Regions from separate parts of the Homo sapiens genome. Here region 2 is linked to region 1. Evidence: read pairs that join two places in POLR2A ChIA-PET (ENCODE). Cell type or tissue: GM12878. All regions are shown on one strand. Links, peaks and the distances in the headings refer to the core of each region. The heading gives the core; the rest is flanking DNA.

Region 1 (2,921 bases), core at 224-2,723:
GTGACACAGTCTTCCATTTTTGATCTTGCAAAAATTTCCCGAGTGAACCAGTGTTCATTTTAAGAAGCTTTGGTTTCAGGCAATCTGACAATTAATTTAACGCAACAAGCTAATCAAAGTGAGAGGTGTAACAGCAAACTTACTTCTGTTCAAGTATCGGCTCTGGGATTTAAAAGAGTGAAAATCAGAAGTTAAAACTTGGAAACAATCCCTGATGATTTCAGCCAGCAAGAGAAAGACTACTTGGGTACATGCCCTGAAGGAGGGATGCTTTCTCAGACCATGCTTTTGAACACTTTCAGAGTCTCATTGAGCAGAGCCTTCTGGGGAGGGTTCACCTTGAAATGTAGGTAAATACACATGTGTGTTTGTACATGTATGCAAACACACTTGTGTTGTACTGCATATGTTCCATGCACACATGTGTATGCAAATGTGCATGGGCAGTGTGTGAACATGTATGTGCCTGCAAACACATATCGTAGGCTTGCATGTAAGTACACATTGCAGTGTGCACGTGTGCACAAATTAGTATGCACACGTGTAGGTACATGCATGCATGGTACGCACATGTACATGCAGGCATACTATGCACTGCATGTGTGCATGTGTGCTGTGTACATGTGTGCATGCACAGATACGCATGTGCCATATGCCCATGCCACATGCCCATATGTACATAAATGCAGACACATGCAGTGTGTACATATGTATGTACACACACACAAATATGCATGCACAGTATATATACGTACACACGCATGCAGACACACGCACACACATTCCTGCAAGTCAGGTATGAACAACAATTCTAATTACTTTATCAGCTTCTGCCTGGCAATGGTGGCTTGTACTTAAAGAGAAGAGCATACATTTTCCCCAGAACTCCCATGGTCTGTCAGTAACCCACCCAGAGGAAACTATATACTCCACGCCTCCCCAGTTTTCCACGGTCAGGCTGATGTCCAAACTCCTCTCAACTCATGCTCAATGTATTTGCATTCCCAGTCTCTTTTTACCAGAAAAGACCCTAGAAAAATCTATTGAAGACAAAAAAAAAAAAAACAGAAAAGCACAGCTGAGAGAGACCCTCAAGGCTTAGGCATAGAAAAAGTCTGAGGACCTAATAAAGAATATAACAGCGCACTCCAGCAGCAGTGAGTAGTTCTGCATTATCACTGTATGCAGCACACCATTCTAAGTGTTCTGGTTACATTAACTCACTTAATCCCCACACAAAGCTTTGATTATCCCCATTTAGTGTAAGTGGGGAAACTTAGTGCAAAGGTCAGACACCTCCAACATGACAGCACTAGGACCCAACCCCAAGCGGCCATGCTTGAGCCACCCCACGCCCTGTCCTCATGTGACAGTAGTGGGGCTCCCAGGCCGTCAGAGCTCACAACAGCTCCAGTGACTCAAATAAGAACAGCCCTGAACATTCTCTATTCAACCTCAGAGCAAGCACAGAGCAGAGACAGAGATCCTTTTGGTCCCCCTAAAATGTCCCTGACACACAGGAAAAACACAGGTGAGGAGGGGAGGGAATGAGTCACAAAAATTAAAAACCACCATAGTATATTTAAATGAGCTATTAGCCATACTGAGAGAATGAGCAGGAGCACTAAGTTTAAGGAAGGACACTTTCACCCCACAGCTGCTCCTAGGATGGCTCAGCCTCTGCACAGAGAACGGCTGCATCAGCCTGTGGGAGGCACACCTGCTCTGCCAGGACGCCGTGGCTCCCAGTGCTACCCCAGACGGGTGTACACCAGGTCTGTTTCACATCTCTGATCTGCGTGACAGGAAACAGAAACAGAACTTGAGAGACCTACGCGTCCCAGAAGAGGTCAAATGTTAGCAAATGCATAAAATGAGCTTGTTTGTCTTTCTGACTTGAGGCTCACTGACTGCCTCCCTAACAGTGTTCCTTCTTTTTTTTTTTTTTGGAGACGAAGTTTCGCTCTTGTTGCCCAGGCTGGAGGGCAATGGCGTGATCTCTCAACTCACTGCGACCTCCGCCTCCCAGGTTCAAGTGATTCTTCTGCCTCAGCCTCCAGAGTAGCTGGGATTACAGGCACCTGCCACCACGCCCAGCTAATTTTTGTATATTTAGTAGAGATGGGGTTTCACCATGTTGACCAGGCTGTTCTTGAACTTCTGACCTCAGGTGATCCACCTGCCTCGGCCTCCCGAAGTGCTGGGATTACATGCGTGAGCCACTGCGCCCAGCCAACAGTGTTCCTTCTTAAGTCTACTCCTACCCTGCAGCCATACATCTGGTGGTGGACAATGGTGCCTCTCCAGTCTTTCCAGGTCATTAGCCAGTCCCAGACAGACCTCTGTCCCCCAAGAACCTGTTCGTGTGACAGGGCTGCCTTTGTGGCACTAGTCCTGACGTCCCACATGAGTGGCCTACTCCTGTTAACCACCACACCATGTCCCTGCTACACCCCGAGGGAGCCTGCAGGGCCCCCAACCACCACTGCTGCAGCCGCCACCCCACCCCGCACCTCCCTGCACCCGCTCACCTGCAAAGGCAAGGACCACACTGGGCAGCTGCATCCCATCTACGGGGGTCCGCAGCCGCAGCTCCCAGGGAGACCCCCATCAGAGGGCAGAGCCTTCCAACGCCCAGGGGAGGCTACTGGTGGAGCGGGAATTCAACTCAGTGAGTTGCTGCCAGCAAAGTGTTTAATGAGATAGAGAAGAGTAGGATAGTCCATCTAGAAAACGTTTGCACTGTTCGCGAAACTTTGTTTCTAACATATATATCCTGCTCTACATCTCATCCTGTTATTCAGATGGTCTCCAACTTACCATGGCTCGACTTAACAATTCTGACTTCACGATGGTGCGAAAGCAATATGCCTTCAGTAGAAACTGTACTTCAAATCTGGAATTCTGCTCTTATCCTGGGC
Region 2 (2,921 bases), core at 169-2,668, 73 kb after region 1:
AATAAGACCAGAAAAAGAAGTCATATGCATAAATGTAAAAGTGAAAAATAAAACTGATTATATTCACAAATGATGTGACATGATTATATATGTATAAAATAGTAATGAATTTACAAAAATGGTAGCAGAATAGGTGAGCTTAGCAATGCCAATATATAAAAATGAGTTGCATTTTTATCTACTAGCAATGAACAATTCGAAAATTAGATTAAAATATATACATATAAATATATACATATAAAATATATACAATATATTTACAATTGCATCAAAAGAACAAAATATTGTGATATATTTCACAAAATATGTACATGACCTGTACACTGAAAACTATTTCATACAAAAGAGTGCTGAGAAAAATTAAAGATGATGTCAACAAATGAAGAGATATTTCATAGGTTGGAAGACTCAGTAGTTTTTGATGTCATTTCTTGCCAAATTTATTTGTAGAATCTGAATCACAAGAATCACAATCCCAGCAGATTCCCTGGGTAGACATTTAGAATAGCAAACCCTTGTTCTCTTTCTTTTCTTTTCTTTTCTTTTCTTTCTTTCTTTCTTTCTTTCTTTCTTTCTTTCTTTCTTTCTTTCTTTTTCTTCTTTCTTTCTTCCTTTCTCTCTTTCTTTCTCTCTCTCTTTCTCTCTCTCTTTTCTTTCTCTTTCCTTCTTTCCTTCCTTCCTTCTTTCTTTCTTTCTTTCTTTCTTTCTTTCTTTCTTTCTTTCCTTCCTTCCTTCCTTCCTTCCTTCCTTCCTTCCTTCTTCTTTCTTTTTCTTTTTTTGTGGAGATGAGGTCTCACTATATCATTCTGGTCTTGAGCTGGGATTATAGGCATGAGCCACTGCACCTGGCCTAGAATAGCAAGCCATTCCTAAAATTTTCATGGAAATGCAAATAACCTAGAATAGACAAAACAATTTTGAAAAATAAGAACCAAGTTGGAATACTTACACTATCTAATTTAAGATTTGCTATGCAATATTCAGGAAAGGTATTTGTGTAGAGATAGACATATAGATCAAAGGGACAGGATGTCAGCCAGAATGGCAGAGTAAGCGCCTCTGAAAATTCTTTCCTCCAGGACAATGAGATGACTGCTTGACTTATGATGGGGTTACGTCCTGATAAATCCATTGTAAGTTGAAAATGTAAGTCAAAAATGCATTTAACACACCTAACCTACCAAACATCATAGCTTAGCCTAACCTACCTTAAACATGCTCAGAACACTTATAGTAGCCTACAGTTGGGCAAAATCATCTAAGACAAAGCCTATTTTATAATAAAGTGTTGAATATTTCATGTAATTTGTTGAAGAGTGTACTGAAAATGAAAAACAGAATGGTTACTTGGGTACTCCACGTGTGGTTTCTACTGAATGCGTATTGCTTTCACACCACTGTAAAACTGAAAAATCTTAAGTTGAACCATTATATATCAGGGGTTGTCTGTGCTGACAAAATTTGTCAGAACAACTTTTTCAGTTCTGGAAGTTAACCAAAAGCTTGTAGTGTTATAGAACCAAACTGGGATCCATTTCCTCAGTGCAGCAAAACCAGATATGCACACTGAGGTTTTGCAGTGGTAGAAAGGAAGGCATTTATTTGCACAGTGCCAAGCAAGGAGAACCAGGCAGCTAGTGCTCAAATCCTGACCTCCTCTACGGCTTGCAGGTGACAGTTTTTAAAGGCAGGGGTAGATTTCAGGATAGCAAAGTCACAGGCAAATTTGTAAATCAATACATAGAGGTTATACATTGGTTTTGGCCAAAAAGGGCAGGATATCTTGAAGTGGGGACTTACAGGTCATAGACAGATACAAAGGTTTTCTGATTTGCAATTGGTTAAGAAAGCAAAGCTTTGTCCAAAAATTTGGAATCAGCAGTAAAGAATGTTAACTGGCTTGTGGGTGTGACTCCCTCCAGGCCCCTCCTGAAGAAATTTAGAACAAACAGCAGAGGTCAGAGTTCAGTCCTTGGTTTCCTCTCATCTGAGGTCCATGTGCCAGTGGAACTATTTGGTGGGGGTCTAGGTTTCTGAAAAGCAACTCAACAGACACACGTTAAGATGTTAGCTTTAGTTTCCACAGGGAACCAAACATCTCTGGATTCTAACTTCTTTGGCTATTGTTTTCAAGCTACTATCATTTTCTTGCTTATCAAGTTATTATTTACTTTTCAAGGCTAGCTAGGTACCTGGAATTTCCCTTAAAGGAACTCAAGATTTTCCTTAATTTCCATGCTTGAGGGGGGTGGAGGTGAGGGGGCTCCCAGGCCCCTAAGAGGGGGTCCTTGCTTCATCTCAATAGCAATCAAGAAAAACATCTGAATCTCAGTAAGAACATTGAGCTTTGTGATGTTTTAACTTTCCCTATTCCCATCCCGTCTAGCCATGTCTGCAATAACCTTGAAAACAACAACAACAACAACAACAAAATGGCCCACAGTAACGGTAGGCCTTGGAGACCTGTGGGATTCAATCAAAATTATCAAGATACTCACAATGAGAGTCAGATAAGGAGAGGATAGAGAGAAATGGGCAGAAAGAATATTTGAAGAAATAATGGCTGAAAACTCCCCAAATTTGGGCCAGGCGTGGTAGCTCATGCCTGTAATTTCAACACTTTGGGAGGCCGAGGTGGGTGGATCACCTGAGGTCAGGAGTTCCAGACCAGCCTGGCCAACATGGTGAAACCCCTCTCTACTAAAAATACAAAAAAAAAGAAAAGAAAATTTAGTCAGGTGTGGTGGTGCACGCCTGTGGTCCCAGCTACTAGGGAGGCTAAGGAAGGAGAATTGCTCGAACTTGGGAGGCAAGATCACGCCACTGCACTCCAGCCTGGGTGACAGTACGAGACTCTGTCTCAAAACAAACAAACAAACAAACAAAAAAAGAAAATCTCCCCAAATTTGATGAAAAACATT

What was found. ChIA-PET counts read pairs that join two places held together with the same protein. Peaks named below come from ENCODE experiments on the same cell type or tissue, not always from the same donor. Only the 100,000 strongest peaks of a DNase experiment are listed, where the experiment ranks them.
Region 2: POLR2A ChIA-PET joins it to region 1 with 9 read pairs; 3 of 35 experiments call an interaction of 5 or more read pairs at or near these places.

The regions. Positions count from the first base shown.
Region 1 is chr1:230,108,859-230,111,779 of GRCh38, reverse strand. The region is part of intron 1 of GALNT2 (polypeptide N-acetylgalactosaminyltransferase 2); the gene reads right to left. Among named protein-coding and RNA genes, the nearest start is that of GALNT2, 43 kb to the right of the region's middle. RefSeq lists enhancers at 1-95, 1,133-1,212, 1,223-1,282, 1,913-1,972. In GM12878, for the core only: CTCF peaks have their summits at 1,200 and 1,718; a DNase peak (open chromatin) is centred at 1,559; H3K27ac peaks cover 1,820 bases.
Region 2 is chr1:230,036,029-230,038,949 of GRCh38, reverse strand. No RefSeq gene overlaps it. Among named protein-coding and RNA genes, the nearest start is that of GALNT2, 30 kb to the left of the region's middle. In GM12878, for the core only: no CTCF peak of the experiment used is centred there; a DNase peak (open chromatin) is centred at 1,464.